Regions from separate parts of the Mus musculus genome. Here region 1 is linked to region 2. A link is a loop called in an ENCODE intact Hi-C map of the cell type or tissue named here. Cell type or tissue: gastrocnemius. All regions are shown on one strand. Each heading gives the region's core, and the rest is flanking DNA. Links, peaks and the distances in the headings are about the cores only. Region 1 overlaps Baz2a (bromodomain adjacent to zinc finger domain, 2A). Region 2 overlaps Stat2 (signal transducer and activator of transcription 2).

Region 1 (8,327 bases), core at 210-8,209, 150 kb before region 2:
GTCGCCTTTTCTGTCGATGAACCTCAAAACTTAATTTTATTTGAGAATTTTTTTTCTTTTAAATAAGAGGTGGATTGAAGAATATTTGAATTGACTTTATATTATGCATAAATATTTATATTTTATCTAAATAACTGCGCTGTAACAAACTTTGTGTTAGTCAGATGTTTGGAACTGTTTCCCCTGGCATAAAGTGTACTGGAGTCATTCGCTACTGGAGGTGCGGGAGGAGGGAGAGTGGAGCCTCTGCTCTGCTCTGTGCTCCTCTCCCAGCCCCACCTCTGCCCTCGGGACCAGGCACTCAGAAGGAGGAGGTCCCAGACTTGATTGTAGAAATGGGGACTGAAGGGATTGTGGGCAGGATGTGATCAAAGGGGCCATTTCTCACTTTTCTTTCCTCATCCTCACTGCCCCTCAAGCTAGGTGGATTTTTCTCTTGTTGACAAAGAGTATTTGGTAGGGAAAGCAGGTTAAAAATAAAGACAGCCCTTCCCTGCCCTTTGTGTCCCCTTCCTGGTGACAGCAAGAAACCATCAACACCAACAAGTTTCCACGTTCCTTTTACAGCAAAAGGGACTTTTTATATAACCAAATGTGGTGTCTTAGTGACTTTTTGATAATGTACAGTTTTTTGTGAATTTAAATTTATTTCTTTCTATATTTTTAGGACCAATCTCATTTTTAATAAGGTTTAAAAAAAGGAAAAAAAGTCTAGAGAAAAAAAAATACCTTGTTTTTGCCATGTGATGTTCCACAGGTGCGGCTGTAGAAAAGTGCTTGTCATTGAATAAAAACCACATTTGATAAAAGACTCAAGATTGCATGTTTCTCTCCTGAAGCATAGGTCACTGTACCTTAGAGAATGAGTGTGATGGGTTGACCTGTGCTCTGGGTTAGTGCTCTGTGTCCGCTGTGGGGGTGGGACAGGAATAGACAAGGCACCAGCACCCTCCCTACACCATGGATGACACTAGACAGGAGGCTTTTGTGTTTTATTTAAAAAAGAAAGGTTCACGTGAGCAAAAGTAAAGCTCTTCCAAGTCACAGGAAGGAAATGGAACCAGAAGTCAGCCACGGAGAGTGAGCGATAGGTAGTGTTGGCATAGACATGGGAGTATGAAACTACAGGTTTCTGGGTAAAGGGGAAATGTACAAAATGCATCTTAAGTATAAATTAACTTCCCTCCAGGGTAAGGAGTGCATCTAGAAGTCATCACCCGACCCGCCCAGAGGGCAGGAGCAGAGACGTCCATTCCAGCTCTCTCAAACTGCACACCACCACCACTCAAGTCCTTACTCTCTGCGGTCTTAAGCTATGCTCCAAACCTGGCATTTGACTGCACAGCATAGTCCCTGGCTTGTCCTACAGGGACTGACCCATATGGAGAGTTCGCTCTTGTAGGGAGCCAACGTCACTGGAGAAGACGATCCAGAAAGAGCAGTTTTGGGTTGTGGAACTGAGGAGTTTGCATTTGTTCCAACCCCACAAAGACAAGGGCAGTAAAGGATGGTGGGAGGCAAGTAGGTGCTTGTGTGCCTTGAGTTGTCAGACTGAGGTAGTTGAGTAATGAGGACGAGGGAGTTTAGGGATTTGCTTGGACAGGAAATGCTTATTTTGAACATTCAGAGCGGTGGTCACAAGGGTGATGAGGGCATCACTGCCACATGGAGACCACCTCCGGGAGGTGCAGCAAAGAGTAGAGGAGACAAATTGGTTTTAGCTGCTGAGGGAAGGCTCCTGTAGACCCTGAATCTACTACTGGGATCAAAGGCACTTTTAAGAGGCAGGTTACCCAGAAGTAGAGCCACCGGCTTGCTCCGAATTGGTAAGAATTGGTCTAACAAGCATTGGTTGTATATACCTCTAGACTCACCTTATCCTCTGAATTCAGGTCTAGAAATGGCTGGGTGAGTTTGGGTCTACCACCTACTCAACTGTATTGCTCTTGGCGACAAAATGGGAGGTGCCCACTTGACCGGAAGGGCCAGGGACAAAAACAAACTAGTCCTTCCGAAACCCTCAGCAAATAACGCTTCACTTCCACCCCATTTTTTATTATTGAGCACTTGCCCTTTCCAAAGCCGTTTTGCTTCACAAGCTTGGTCCCTATCATTGTTCCCACATATTCCTAAGTAATAGCAGGACCTGTCTCCAAAAGTCCAGTCCATCTACAGTCTGACCCAATGAGATGGGATAGGCCTGGAGCCTAGTGAAGAGTCACACGAGGTCAGGTGTGAGCTCTAGTCCACTCTGATTGATTGGAAGCAAAACCACAATGTACTAAAATGAGTACAGGTGAGATATAGAGTGCAGAGCCATCTATCTGGCCTCCATGCAAACAGGACTCAGGAGACTGTTAGGAGCCTTGGGCAGGATGATGGAGAGGAGGCTTACAACTCATCCCTCATGGCTTGCATACTACTTCCTGTCTTCAGTCGCTACCTTTCTGAGTAATGAGCTAATGAGGAAAAGAGTGGATGGAAATCACTAAGCAGAAATTACACAGTGAGTGCCATTAACCACTATAAAAACAAAATTACAGGTTGCCCTCATTTCCCATGCTCACACCTGTTCAACCAGAAACACTAGAACCCTAACCAGTATACTCAAAAGAAAAACCTAAAAAGGTAATTTCAAATTTTAAAACTGTCAGTTATTCAAATTGCTTTAGAACTACAGAAAAAGGAACAATTTTTAATAGGCAGTGAAGGAGCAGCAGTGGCAGCAAGACTGTCAGCAGGGTTTCCACAGGACAGAGCTCTGAGTCTGTCACTGAGTGCTAGAGGGCTAGAGGTCGATAACTGGGTATGACCTTCCTGATGTTGGAAGCACCAATGAGAAAACTGGTCATTTTGTACTTTATGCTGTCCATTGTCCTCAGCCCCTTCCTCAGTCTAGAACGCACAGCAGCACAGTCAGGCCAGGATTCCCAATTCTGTAGTGTGCACAGCTGCTGAGCCAGTTTCTCACCATCACCATGCCCTGCCCTTCCTCTTTCACACTGACCTCTGGACACACTTCCCCATCTCCATTGCTTTGTCTACTGGAGGTGTACTTATGACGTGAAGGGATGTGATGTAACAAGTCACATTTTGTGCTGAAAGTCTTGCAGAAGGGAATAGTTAACGGCAGGCATGTTTACAAGTCCCTCCTGACCTTTGAGTGGCCAGGGAGCTGTGAGTCTTGCCTTTTTCTATCCTAGCACCCCGTCGTCCTTCCACAAGAAGGAAAATTATTTCTGGTGGTCTGGTTCCCTGGGGAAGGGGTCCAAACACCAGGGCTGGGCTGGGTATGCTGCATAGAGAAAGCTCAGTCCATTCTCAAGCATGCACAGTATACACAACAGTTCTTGCTTTCATCCCTTCAAACTGTGTGCACTTGGCATGTACATACAACCAAGGGTGAGCCCTGCTAAATAAGATGGCTCCTGCTGAATTAAGTGATTCAGCCAAGTACCACTTGAGTACAGCCATGTGCAGCTGGGATGAGAGGCTGTGAGAACCCAGGCAGAAAAGATCCTCCAGGAGGCAAAGTCACAGATGTCACTGCTGGCCAAGTACATGAACTAACAGGCTCCATGTCCAAGGCTGGACTGGGGTTTAGTCTACACCAAATAACTGCCAGGGAATAAGGGGTGGAGGAGTGGGGCCAGGTTCTGTCAGGTGTTCAGGACCAGCACACATGATACTCCCCAGGCTTGGTAATCAAGGATGATGATGGACAAGACAGCAGCCTCTCGGGGACAAAACAACCTCCTGGTAAAGTGGAAGGCAGAACTTGCTCAGCAGGGGCAGGGGCTGTGAGACCTGGGGCAGGATGAAGACCCAAGACCCTCCAGGAGGCAGAGCAGGTATCCAGGATGCTGAAGCTGGATGCCACTTCTCAGTGGCACTTGCCACCAGAGTTGGTTGAAGGTGGTTTCCAAAGGCTGCATGGTTGTCACATGTCTGCTTCCTGAAGTCAAAGTCTAACCCCTCCTAGGCCAGGAGGGCAGAGGGAAAGCAACCTCTACTGCCACACTTCTCTACCTGTGCGTTGCTCTCCCTTCCCCCAATTCCACATGAAATTTAAATCAAATTCATAAAATTAAAAATTGTAAAAAGGCAAAGTAGGCAGGCTAAGCTAAATGGAAAAGAAAAAAAGACCATTGTGGAGAAGTTTTAAAAAACAACTAGCCGGGCGGTGGTGGCGCACGCCTTTAATCCCAGCACTTGGGAGGCAGAGGCAGGTGGATTTCTAAGTTCGAGGCTAGCTTGGTCTACAAAGTGAGCGCCAGGACAGCCAGGGCTACACAGAGAAACCCTGTCTTGAAAAAAAAAAAACCAAAAAAAAAAAAACAACTAGCTAGGCATGGCGGTGCACTCAGACAGAGTGGGAAGGATCGCTGAGTTCAAAGCCAGCCTGGTCTACATTGTCAGCCAGCCAGGACTGCACTGTGAGACCCTGCCTTAAACAGTGCGTGGGAGGGAGGTGGGTGGGTGTGTGCAAAGTGTGTGTTGAGAGCTTTGCAAAACAAAAGTTTTAAGCCTGCATATCTAAAACACACATTGAAAATAGTCCCTAACTGAACCTGGCAAGCAGCGCCCCTTCACTGACTTCACAGCACTGCGATTGTTCTTAAACCATTTTAAAAGCCCAACATACCCAAACCTCTCGAAGATGAGAAGCACCTCAACTGGTGTCTTTGGGGTAGGAGAAAGGTTCGCTGCAATTAAATACAAAGCAAGAAACTTCTTTTGCAAAAGAAAAAAAAGTCTTTTTGATCTTGAATGTAGCACATTCAAAAAAAAAAACCAACGTGATTCCTCAGGTTCCATCAGCCACAGGAAGGAGCCCAAGGAGGACTGCATAGGCTTCTCTCCCCAGGTCTGGACCTGTGAGGGAATGACAGCCAGGTGTTAGTGCTCAGCAGGCTACAGCTAGGCTTGTAACTTGCTAAACCTTCTGGAGTCTGTGAGCATCTCCAAGAGTTCCTTTCTGTTTAACAAAGATGGGGGGAAAGAATCCTAAAGGAGGCATTAGCTGGAGACGATACGAAGAGGACACGACTATTAATTAACCTGTCTGGCTATTGGCAGAACAAAGCTGCAAGCACCATCTTCCAGTTCAGCATAGCATAGCAGCATTCCCCACCATAAAGTTCTTACCTCATTATTTGCTGAACTGGAAAGGATAGACCCCGTGGTCTGAGGGGGGCTCCACTGCCAGTTGATTCTGCTGGCCATTGCTCTCCTGTATCACAGCCAAGGAAAGTTACTGAAGCATTCCTACACGCACCTCCCACTAAAGCCTCCCCAATTCAGCCACACACACACACACCGCCCCCAACGCATGTGTGCATCCAACATCCAGACTGCCAGAAAGCGGGCAAAGTGGTCCAGCTACCTTGGAAAATACTTCAGCATTTGCTCATTTTCAGAGTATTGAGGCAGCTGAAGTCAGCATCCCTGTCTAAATTGAACAGAGCAGGCTGGCTAAACACCAATGAAGCCGCCTCCTGCTCTCCTCACAACCACCAGTGAGGATGCCGGCGGTAGGCAGTACCGAGAGAGGAGTACACAGTTCAGAGATCTGCCCTTGATGTGTCCTGGCCTCACTGCAAAACAAAACAAAACGAACCGAAAAAGCTCCTACCTCAGCAGAAACACTGGAAGAAGGCACAGCTGGGTACTGGGAGATGTAAGCCCCATGCATAGCAGCAGCTGCCGGCATGAACTACAAAAACAAAAACAATGGTTCTCAGCTAGTTTAAAGCCCTCAGGAGCTTCAGAAAACACAGAGACCTTTATTGTTGTGGGTGCTTCTTTAAAATGTCCCTGGAGTGCCCGAGGATGCCAGCTAGAGACACGTTGATGTCCCTCCCTCACTGCGTTCCCTCTCTTCCTCCACACCCTCAACTCACTGCCACCAGCTCTCCTGCACCAGTCAGACCTAAAAGAGCCTTGAGCTTCATCCCTTCCCTTTCAGTGTTCTGATGAGCTCTTCTAGGAGATATGCACTGGCGCCTAAGCAAATTCACAAATGTTTAAACCACATTTAGTTCCGTGACTGGGAAGCAGGTAAGAGGTAGGCAGGAAGGTATATCCCCAGCTTACTGATTCTTTTCTGTTTATCAATGGCCTTGAACTTTTTTTTAAGATTTATTATTTTATTTTATTTATATGAGTACATTGTAGCTGTCTTCAGATACACCAGAAGAAGGCATCTGATCCCCATTACAGATAGGTTGTGAGCAACCATGTGGTTGCTGGGAATTGAACTCCAAACCTCTGGAAGAGTTGTCAGTGCTCTTAACCACGGAGCCATCTCTCCAGCCTGGCCTGGAACTTTTAAGTCTTCCTGACTCAGCCTCCTGAGTATAAGGATTAGAAGCATTTACTGCAGTTCTGAGCCTGCCTTTGCTGACCCTGACACACTTGCGTCCTGCGTAACCACAGGTACCAAGGAGCATTTCCTAGGCACTTCTTATTCTGCAGGGTTAATAACCACAGACAATCCTTTACCGTGCCCAGACTGTTGAGTGACAGGTGACCCAGTTGCTGGGTAAGAGGTCCCATCATGGAGGCAGGCTGGAGAGAGAGGGGGTGGTCCATCCCTGGTGTCAGAACTGAGCCCTAGAGAAGGCAATGAAGGGAAGGGTTAAGCAGCACCCTCCTGTAAAGACACCTGAGTGGCAAGGATGCCAAGCAGGGCCACCAGTGTTTTGTTTTTGTTTTGCTTGTTTGTGTCTCTTGACAGGTTTAACCCTGGCTGTCCCAGAACTCACTCTGTAGACCACTCTGGCCTTGAACTCGCAGATCCACCTGCTGCTGCCTTCCAAGTGCTGGGATTAAAGGCCTGTGTCTCTACACCCAGACTTTGATTTGCTTTTTAAGAACAGTTTAAGTGCACTAGAATCAGGAAGCAAACTATTCGGGAACTAGAGTACCGTCTGCTGACATTTCCAAGTCCTGAGAATTAACCCGAGTTCTACAACAGGAACAACAGCATCCTCACCTTTAGTCTGCAGGGACCTACGTCTAAGACTAACAAACCCACAGAATTAAGGTTACTGTTGGTGCGCCTACTGCCTGAGCCAGAGCTCACACCCACACATCCTGCCATCAAAACCCTTTGCTTTGCTTTACATCAGATTGTCTCTTTCCCTTCTGAACACTCACTGAAGGCTGCGTGAAGTACAACTGGTATTGCATCCAAGATGGGTTAGGTACTTGTAGAGGAGATGTCTGAGTCACTCTCTAACATAAGCAAAGACAAATAAAAATGTTAACTGCCTAGGCTCAAGGAATGAGACTGTTCAGCAAAGCCCCCCGCAAACTGACATGTCCCTTCAGAGCACAAACCGCTTAGCCAGACTGTGGTGGCACACATCTTTAATCCCAGCACTCAGAAGGCAAGAGGCAGGCAGATCTGTCAATCTGAAGCTAGCCTGGTCTACAAAGAGAGTTCCAGATTTGCCAGGGCTACATAGTGAGACCCTGTCTCAAAAACTTTAAAAGAGCACACTGTTAACAAATACTAGCAGCTTATAACTCAGATAACGCAGTTAAAAACAGGCAAAGGGGTAGATGAAATATCTCAGCAGGTAGAGGCACTTGCTACCAAATCTAAAGACCTGAATTAGATCCCCAAAACCCACGAGGTAAATGGAGAGAACCTTCCATAAATTGCCTTCTGACCTTTACACACATACACACATATGCACGCGCGAGCACACACACACACACACAGCAGCTAAGACCATGTTCTGCTCTCCCAGAAGAAACACTCATACAGATAAAGTAAAAGGACTGCTTAAAAGATGTTGTGAGAATAACAAAATATATTAAATGAGATTACTTTTTTGTTTGTTTGTTTTGTTTTGTTTTTGTTTTTCGAAACAGGGTTTCTCTGTATAGCCCTGGCTGTCCTGGAACTCACTTTGTAGACCAGGCTGGCCTTGAACTCAGAAATCTACCTGCCTCTGTCTCCCAAGTGCTGGGATTAAAGGTGTGTGCCACCATGCCCGGCTATAAAGTTACATTTTTATCAAACACCTTTAATCCCAGCACTCCAAAGGCAGAGGCAGGCAGATTTCTGAGTTCGAGGCCAGCCTGGTCTACAAAGTGAGTTCCAGGACAGCCAGGGATATACAGAGAAACCCTGTCTCAAAAAACAAAAACAAAAACAAAACCAAAAAACATTTTTATCAAAACGATTCCCAAGGCCCCAATATTTGAGTATCTACTCACATGAAAGTGATCTACAATGAGGGTAAAAAGAGAAGCAGGATGATGTGGGGTTTTTTGTTTTTTTGTTTTTAAAGATTTATTTATTTATTTATTTA
Region 2 (8,327 bases), core at 268-8,267:
AAAGGAGCTACATCAATAACCTTGCGTTTACTTTTACTTATTTTTAAGACTGGATCACAGTAAATAACCCAGGCTAGCCTTGAACTCACAACACTCCTACTTCAACCTTGAGAGTCTGGGGATCACAAGGATGAAATCACACACCTGGCTCCGAGCTCTTTTTAGCTCAAGTCAGTTTCCAACTCTCTACACTATTAAAGAGAGGACACTCAAGAGCCTCAGTGGGGCCCCAGAAAACTTACACATTCTCTCTCCCTGGACTCTGTTACCCAGGTTGACGGCTGGAGCAAAGTTCTTGTTCCACCTTCGGCAGCTACTGAAGCAGCTGAAGGAGATGAGTCACATGCTTCGGTATAAGGGTGACATGTTTGGCCAAGGGGTGGACCTGCAGAATGCCCAAGTCATGGAGTTACTTCAGCGTCTGCTCCAAAGGTCTGTAGTGGCCCTGGGTGGCCTCTGTGGAGGAGAAACAAGGAAGAAACACGAGGAGATGGTTGTTACAGATGCAGCTGTTACCTTCTCTCCATACCTCTTTCCTTAGGTCCTTTGTAGTAGAAACCCAGCCCTGCATGCCCCAGACTCTCCACCGACCCCTCATCCTGAAGACTGGGAACAAGTTCACCGTCCGAACAAGGTTGTGTATGCCAGCTCCTACCTCGTTTCCCCTCCGCTCTTCTGAGCGTGCAGATCCTGTCCCTCGTGAAGACTTACTTTACCCCCCTCCAGTTCACCTTCTCCTCCCAACCCCCCCTTTTTTTCTACACCTCTCTGGCTGTATCGAAATTTGAGATTGACCTCTGTATCCAATCATCTGTCGTCGTTCCTCCCCCCCACCCCCAGACTTCTGGTGAGACTCCAGGAAGGCAGCGAATCACTCAAAGCAGAAGTCTCTGTCGACAGGTGAGCTGAGGCAGCTGAAGGATGTGAATAAAACAGCCAACAGGCACAGGCTGGAGGCACAGGTACCCACTTCACGGCAGGATCCCCAGGCTGCCTTCTGTCCATCCGTCCCACGTCCCGCACCCTGAGCCCGTGCCACGTCCCAAGTGCCGTGTCCCAGGTGCCGTGTCCCAGGCTAGTTTCATTGTCCTGCAGCGCCACCAGCCAGGTGTGGCCAGTACATTGGACAAACACAGACACAACTCAGAGATTCCGTGTCTTTTGCTTGCGCCAGGCCATGCCATGTCGCTGTGAGCTCAAAAGGCAGTGTGAGCCTAGGTCTCTCTGACTACCAAGACCAAATTCCCGACTACTTTTACCTCCCAGTGACTTTTTTTTTCTCTTTCTTTTCAGGAATTCAGACTTACCAGGGTAAGTGCCTGATAAGGACATGTACATGTGTTTATGACCTGCACAAACACACGTGGGGGTTCAAGGGAGGAAGGGGACTTGGGGGGGGCACATGGACAAAAGGAGAGGGGGAAGTCTGAAGTGAAGTGGAATTTTGGTTTACTGCTAAGTTGTATTTATTTTAATTTTTTTTTACAGTTTGCTTAGAAAAAGAGTGCGTATGTGTGTGTGTGTATGTATATACACACACACACATACATAATCAAGAGAGAAAAATATGAAAGTATGTGTAAACCAGAGGACAACTAGTAGGCATGCTCTCTCCTTCCACCATGGAGTTCTGGGAATCGAACTCATGTCTTCAAACTTGTCCGCAAGCCCATTTACTTGCTGAGTCAACCCACTATCCCTTTCCTGCTGTTTTTAAAAACTAACTCTGAGCAAGCCATGGTGGAACACACCAGAACTTTCAGTACTTCAGAGCAAAGGGGCAAGAGAAATGTAGGGAAATACAAGGCCAGCCTGGGCTACACAAAGAAATAAGGAAAGAAAGAGAGAGAAACGAAGACACTAACACTGCTCTTTGTCTCCACATATTTTCTCCCTGGAACAGCTTCCGGAAGTTCAACATTCTGACCTCAAACCAAAAAACCTTGACCCCGGAGGAGGGCCAGAGACAGGGCTTAATTTGGGACTTCGGCTTCTTGGTAAGAAGGGTAAGAATTGGAGTCTAAGCCGGGCGTGGTGGCGCACGCCTTTAATCCCAGCACTTGGGAGGCAGAGGCAGGCGGATTTCTGAGTTTGAGGCCAGCCCGGTCTACAGAGTGATTTCCAGGACAGCCAGGGCTACACAGAGAAACCCTGTCTCGAAAAACCAAAACCAAAACTAAAACAAAACAAAAACAAACAAACTAAAAAAAAATTGGAGTCTAATCCGGAGGAGCAGGAGCTGGGGCATTTCCAGGCCTTGGCCTCTGGGTCCCTTCCCTGACGTTGTGTTTCCTGAATTCGCAGACTCTGGTGGAGCAACGCGCTGTGGGTGCAGGAAAGGGCAACAAGGTAAGGCTGGCGGGTCACTGGAGCGGTGAGCTGAGGCCAGGGACTCAACAGGCTCTGATCACTGTGACCCCTCAGGGGCCGCTGGCAGTGACAGAGGAGTTACATGTCATCAGCTTCGTGGTTGAGTACGTGTACCAGGGTCTGAAGATGAAGCTGCAGGTGAGTGACGGGAAGCGGGGAGCGAGAGAGGCAGCAGATTTAGAGGAAGGGTCAAGGAGGGCACCAACAGAAGCGTCCTGGAGTGGGTGTCCTTGCCCACGCACGGACGCAGATGCCTGCAGTTATAAACATCCCGTTCTCCACCATAACTCCGGTCTTCCTCCCAGACGGACACTCTCCCTGTTGTGATTATTTCTAACATGAACCAACTCTCCATTGCCTGGGCCTCCATTCTCTGGTTCAACATGCTCAGCCCAAATCCCAAGGTAGGAGGAGGAGGAGGCGGCAGCAGCGGAGGCGGCGAGCGGGTGAGGGGCAGAGGTCGCAGGAAGGGCTGCTTCTGAGCCGGCTCACCTGAACCCTGCAGAACCAGCAGTTCTTCTGCCAAGCTCCGAAAGCCCCCTGGAGTTTGCTGGGACCTGTGCTCAGCTGGCAGTTCTCCTCTTACGTTGGCCGAGGCCTCGATTCTGAGCAGCTGGGCATGCTGAGAACCAAGCTGTTTGGTACGGTTTTTCTTTTTGGTCATTCCCTAGCCTTGGCTTGCCCCTACCAGAGTCCTCTGCCTGGCCTTGGCCTCCTTCAGTCATCCGTCTGTGACTCTGATCCACAGGAAAGAGCTGCAAGATGGAGGATGCGCTGTTGTCCTGGGTAGACTTTTGCAAGGTAACACCCTGCAGCCTGTGTCCCGCTAGTCCCCGGTCCAAACACTGGGCACACCTCTTCCCTTCCCCCCACCACGGGCAGCTCCACATCCCTTCCTGCCTCTCTGTTCCTCCTTCAGCGAGAGAGCCCCCCTGGTAAGATCCCTTTCTGGACCTGGCTGGACAAAATTCTGGAGCTGGTGCACGACCACCTGAAGGATCTCTGGAAGGATGGGTAAGGCCTGGCGTCGATTTCCTTAACTGAGCTCAGGACTGCACTTTGGGCGCCCCCTGGTGGCACAAGGGAAAGAAAAAAAACCAACAACAAAAAAACAAAAACAAAAACCCAACCCAATACGGTGCAAGTCCCCATTAGTAATAGCAGTTGTGGTCTGAATTTGTCAAGCATCCACTGTGTTGCAGAGCCTGGAGCCTGCAGGGTGCTTCTGTTCGCGCAACCCCTCTGACCACACTGAGTGGCGGAGTACTTCCACCTTCAGTTCCATGAGGAAACACGCTTAGAGAAATTGGGAACTCCTCGATCAATGGACAGAGTTGTGGGGGCGGGGTGGGGGGCACGAGTGGAGGCGCGGAGGTGTGTCAGTATGTCTCTATTATGTGGCTCTGGCTGACAGTCCTGGATCTTGCTGTGTAGACCACATTTGTCTGTCTACGCTTTCCTCTGCCTCCCAAGCGCTGGGATTAAAGGCATTCACTCCTATGCCCAACCCTATTATATTTTTATGTATTTATTTTGTGTGTCTGTCTGTCTGTCTGTCTGTGTGTGCACGTGGGAGCGCCTGCCTGCGCACACCCGAGTGCATGTGGAGGTCAGAGTATAGCTTACAGGGGTCGGTTCTCTCCTTCCACCATGTGGGTCCTAGAGATTGAACTCAGGCAACCAGGCTGGCGTGAGGTACCTTTCGCTGCAGAGCCATCTCCTCACCCCTCACCTGGGTGCTCTCCTCAGTCTGTCTACTCTGCTCCAGGCGCATCATGGGCTTTGTGAGCCGCAACCAGGAACGCAGACTGCTGAAGAAGATGTTGTCTGGCACCTTCCTACTGCGCTTCAGTGAAACTTCTGAAGGGGGCATTACTTGTTCTTGGGTGGAGCACCAGGATGACGGTCAGCACCCTCCCCCGTACCATTCCTGCAGTCTGCTTTCTGCCAGGCACCCCATACGGACCCTCCCACCCTGACCCTAGGTCCGCTCTTGGAGTGGGGGTGGTGTCTGTTTGGGGTCGGTGTCTGTTTGGTCTGGGAACCCCGGGCCTAGTCTCACTCACTTCATGTTACCACACTATGTCCTTCAGATAAAGTCGAAATCTACTCAGTGCAGCCCTACACCAAGGAAGTGTTACAGTCACTCCCACTGACAGAGATCATCCGCCACTACCAGGTTCTTGCCGAAGAGAACATCCCCGAGAACCCACTCCGCTTCCTCTATCCCCGAATCCCTCGGGACGAAGCTTTTGGGTGTTACTACCAGGAAAAAGGTTGGGGTCTTTAACATACATCCTTCCTAGAATGAAAGTGTTGTCAGATATTGATAGATTCGGCTCCCTCCCTTCACACGCAGGACAGGGCTATACAGAGTGTGCAGTAAGGAGGTAACCTTGTCAGGACCGTCTTGCAATAGGGGAGCGCTGACCTGTGTGACCAGCAAATTGATCTCTCCCATCTCCTGTCTGTCTCCCCACAGTTAATTTTGAAGAACAGAGGAAATATTTGAAACATAAACTCATTGTGATCTCTAACAGGTGAGACACAAACCCTTCACTGGGAGTTCTCTGGCTGACAGTGCTTCCAGCTGCCTAATTCCAGTTGCTCCCCACTCCTCTCCCCCCTCCCTAACTCACCAACCTCTGGTGTTTCCCCCTTTGAGCTGCTCCTCTCTCATGGCTTCCTGCTGCCATCTGTCTTTCCACTGTCTCCCTTATAGTAATGATCACAACCGTTCCTGTTAACGGGACCTTTCCTGATGACAGTAATAGATTTTCTGAAAAAAAAAAAATTTTTTTTGTTCGGTCCTTTAGAGGACCCACTGGGGTAGGTAACAGCAATGGTGGTCATGTGAGTGTCTTTTAAGTTACACGGCTTGGTCAGATCAGTCAACCAGTCAATCAGTTGGTCGACTTCTTTTCTTGTGGTTGTTCTGTTTGAGACAGAGCTATTGGCCTGGAACAGGATATGTAGATCAGGCTGGCCTTGAACTCACCTAGTCTCCCTGCCTCTGCCTCTCAGGTGCTAGAGGTAAGGCACTTGCCACCAGTGCCCGGCTTATTTTTCAATTTACGTGTGTGCACGTTTTGCCTGCATGTATGTACGTGTACCACTTTTGTGTCTGGTGGCAGTGGAGGACAGAAGAAGGTGTCAGAATCCCTGGTCCTGGGATTACAGAAGTCTGGGGGCTGCCATGTGGGTGCTGGGATTCAAACCTGGGACCTTGAAAGAGCATCAGTACTGCTCTTAACCGCTGACCCACCTTTGTTGCTTACTCCTTTGTTTGATGCAAAGTCTCATGTCGCTGAGGCTGGTCTTCCTCAGCCTCCCCAAGTGCTGGGCTTACACCCCCATTTCTTTTTTTCTGTCCTTCATTTGTTTGTTTTCTGAAATAGGATCACACTCGGAAGAAGCCCAGGCTTGTCTGGAGTTCATTATGTAGCTATCCCTCACTAGCCTTGAATATGTGACAGGCTTCCTGCCCTGGCCTTCTGAGTGCTAGAATTGTTATAGGAGTAAGCTTGCTCCGCCTGGGATTGGGATTCATTTAATTAGCTATTCTAACGGTGACACAGTACCCCACTGTGGGTTTGCATTTTCCCGATAATAAGTTAAACGCCTGTTTTTCATACCATTTGCCATGTGTGTATCCTCCTTTTGAGGAATGTCTGTGCAGGTCTTCAACCCAAGCCAGGGGTGGCAACATGGGCCTGTAATCCAGCACACGAGAAAATGAGGCAGGAGGATTGAGCATTTGAGACCAGGCTGGGTTACATTAATGAGACCCTGTCTCAAAGAAAAACAGTAGCTCTTTGAGCCATTTGTAAATAAGATTATTTGCTTTTTGAAGATATATTCACTTTTACCGATATGTGGGAGGGCTTTGGCTTCCGTGCCTGTGCACCACATGCCTTGAGTGCCCTCAGGGGCCAGAAGTAGTGGTCACCAGATCCCCTGGAACTGGAGTTACAGAAGATGTGAGCCTCCATGCAGGTTCTGGGAACCAAACCCCAGTCCTCTGCAAAAGCAGCCAGTGCTCTTGACCACTGAGCCATTTCTCCAGCCACTTATTTCCCTTTTTACTGTTGAGGGTTTTCTAGTTCCTTATAGCTCCTGGATATTAAGTCTTGGTTGAGTGAATAGTTTAGAAGTGTTACTTCCCACATGCAAGTTGCCTGTTAACTCAGGTGATTGTTGCTTTTGCTGTGAACTTTCTTAGTTTGACTTAATTGCAGTTGATCTGGTTTCTGCTTTTATTTTGTATGCTTTCAGGGCTAAGTTATTGTCTATAGCACAGTTGCAAGGTTTTCCCTTTGAGATTTATTTTATTGTAATAATACATATGTGTCTGTGTGTGGTATGTAGAAGAGGACTTCCCATCTCCAGGGTCTGCAGTTATAGGCAGTTGTGAGCTGTCCCATGTCGGTGCTGGAAATTGAACTTAGGACCTCTGCAAGAGCAGAATTCTCTGCAAGGTTTTCTTTTAGAATTTTATTTTTTAAGTTGTCTTTTTTTTTCCCCTAGACATTCTTTTAGAATTTTATTTTTTAAGTTGTCTTTTTTTTCCCTAGACAGGGTTTCTCTGTGTAGCCCTGGCTGTCCTGGAACTCACATTGTAGACCAGGCTGGCCTCAAACTCAGAAATCCGCCTGCCTCTGCCTCCCAAGTGCTGGGATTAAAGGCCTACGCCACCACACCTGGCTGGTAGATATCTTTTTTTAAAAGATTTATTTGTTTTATTTTTATGAATACAGAGTTGCTCTCTTCAGACACACCAGAAGAGGGCATCAGATCCCATTATAGATGGTTGTGAGCCACCATGTGGTTGCTGGGAATTGAACTCAGGATCTCTGGAAGAGCAGACAGTCCTCTTAATGGCTGAGCCATCTCTCCAGCCCTCTTTTAGAATTTTATAATTTCAAGGTTGTTTTGTTTTGTTTTGTTGGTTTTTTTCTGAGACAGGGTTTCTCTGTGTATCCCTGGCTGTCCTGGAACTCACTCTGTAGACCAGGCTGGCCTCGAACTCAGAAATCTGCCTGCCTGTGCCACCACTGCCTGGCTAATTTCAAGTTTTATGTTTAGGTCTTTGATCTCTTTTGGGTAGGTTTTCTTTTTTTCTTTAAGAGTTTTTGTTTGTTTCTTTGGTTTTTTTCTTCAAGGCAGAGACAGGGTTTCTCTATGTAGCCCTGGCTGCCTTGGAACTTGATCTGTAGACCAGGCTGGTCTCTAACCCACAGAGGTCTCCCTGCCTCTGTCTCCCGGGTGCTGAGATTAAAAGTGTGTGTGACACCATGCCCTGCGTGAGAGGTATTTTTTAATTATGTATATGTGTGTGGGGGGGTGTACATAGGAGTGTAGGCACCTGTGGGACCAGTGTGTGTGTGGGGGGGTATGTACATAGGCGGGTAGGCACCCATGGGACCAGAGTCCTCTGCTCTGAGAGGACCGGGGTCCTGGAGCTGGACTTACAGGCAGTTGTGAATCTCCTTACAGGGGTGCTGGGAACTGAACATGAGTCCTCTGCACTTATGTTACGTACGTTATGCCACTCAGTGTGCACTCTCAATACCCGAGCCTTCTCTCTAGCCCCCTGTGTTGATTTTTAAGTCCTGTTTATTTCTGTACGTGTGTATGTATGTGTACACATGTGTATGCGTACCACAACCCATGTATAAAGGTCAGTGAACAATTGGCAAGAGTTGGTTCCTACTTTCTATGGTGTGGGTCTTGGGATTGGACTTGAATTGTTGGGTTTAGTAGTAGCTGCCTTTACCTCATGAGCCATTTTTCTGGCTTCATGATTTTTATATGTGGCAGATTATACATATCTAGTTTAATTCTTCTGCAGATGGATTTCCAGTATATTGAGGAAACTGTACTCTGTGTGTGTATGTGTGCGTGCGTGTGTGTGTGTGTGTGTGTGTGTGTGTGTGTGCGCGCGTGCGTGCGTGCGT

The links. Peaks named below come from ENCODE experiments on the same cell type or tissue, not always from the same donor. Only the 100,000 strongest peaks of a DNase experiment are listed, where the experiment ranks them.
Region 1: a loop joins it to region 2, with 1.8 times the contacts of the local background. A loop is called at or near these places in 4 of 42 quality-filtered maps.

What each region holds. Positions count from the first base shown.
Region 1 is chr10:128,128,493-128,136,819 of GRCm38, forward strand. It overlaps Baz2a (bromodomain adjacent to zinc finger domain, 2A), which reads left to right. Exons shown (of 30, transcript NM_054078.2): 30 at 1-811. It overlaps Rbms2 (RNA binding motif, single stranded interacting protein 2), which reads right to left. Exons shown (of 13, transcript NM_019711.2): 10 at 6,505-6,615; 11 at 5,636-5,716; 12 at 5,149-5,233; 13 at 978-4,875. The coding sequence ends at 5,153. Among named protein-coding and RNA genes, the nearest start is that of Gm51821, 7.1 kb to the left of the region's middle. In gastrocnemius, for the core only: no CTCF peak of the experiment used is centred there; a DNase peak (open chromatin) is centred at 3,531.
Region 2 is chr10:128,280,809-128,289,135 of GRCm38, forward strand. Stat2 (signal transducer and activator of transcription 2) reads left to right here. Exons shown (of 24, transcript NM_019963.2): 9 at 274-432; 10 at 542-634; 11 at 841-900; 12 at 1,294-1,311; 13 at 1,904-1,997; 14 at 2,305-2,349; 15 at 2,425-2,508; 16 at 2,676-2,774; 17 at 2,876-3,011; 18 at 3,119-3,171; 19 at 3,290-3,384; 20 at 4,139-4,275; 21 at 4,464-4,646; 22 at 4,853-4,910. Among named protein-coding and RNA genes, the nearest start is that of Il23a, 13 kb to the right of the region's middle. In gastrocnemius, for the core only: a CTCF peak has its summit at 3,449 (motif pointing left); DNase peaks (open chromatin) are centred at 2,482, 2,962, 3,327, 4,279 and 1 more place.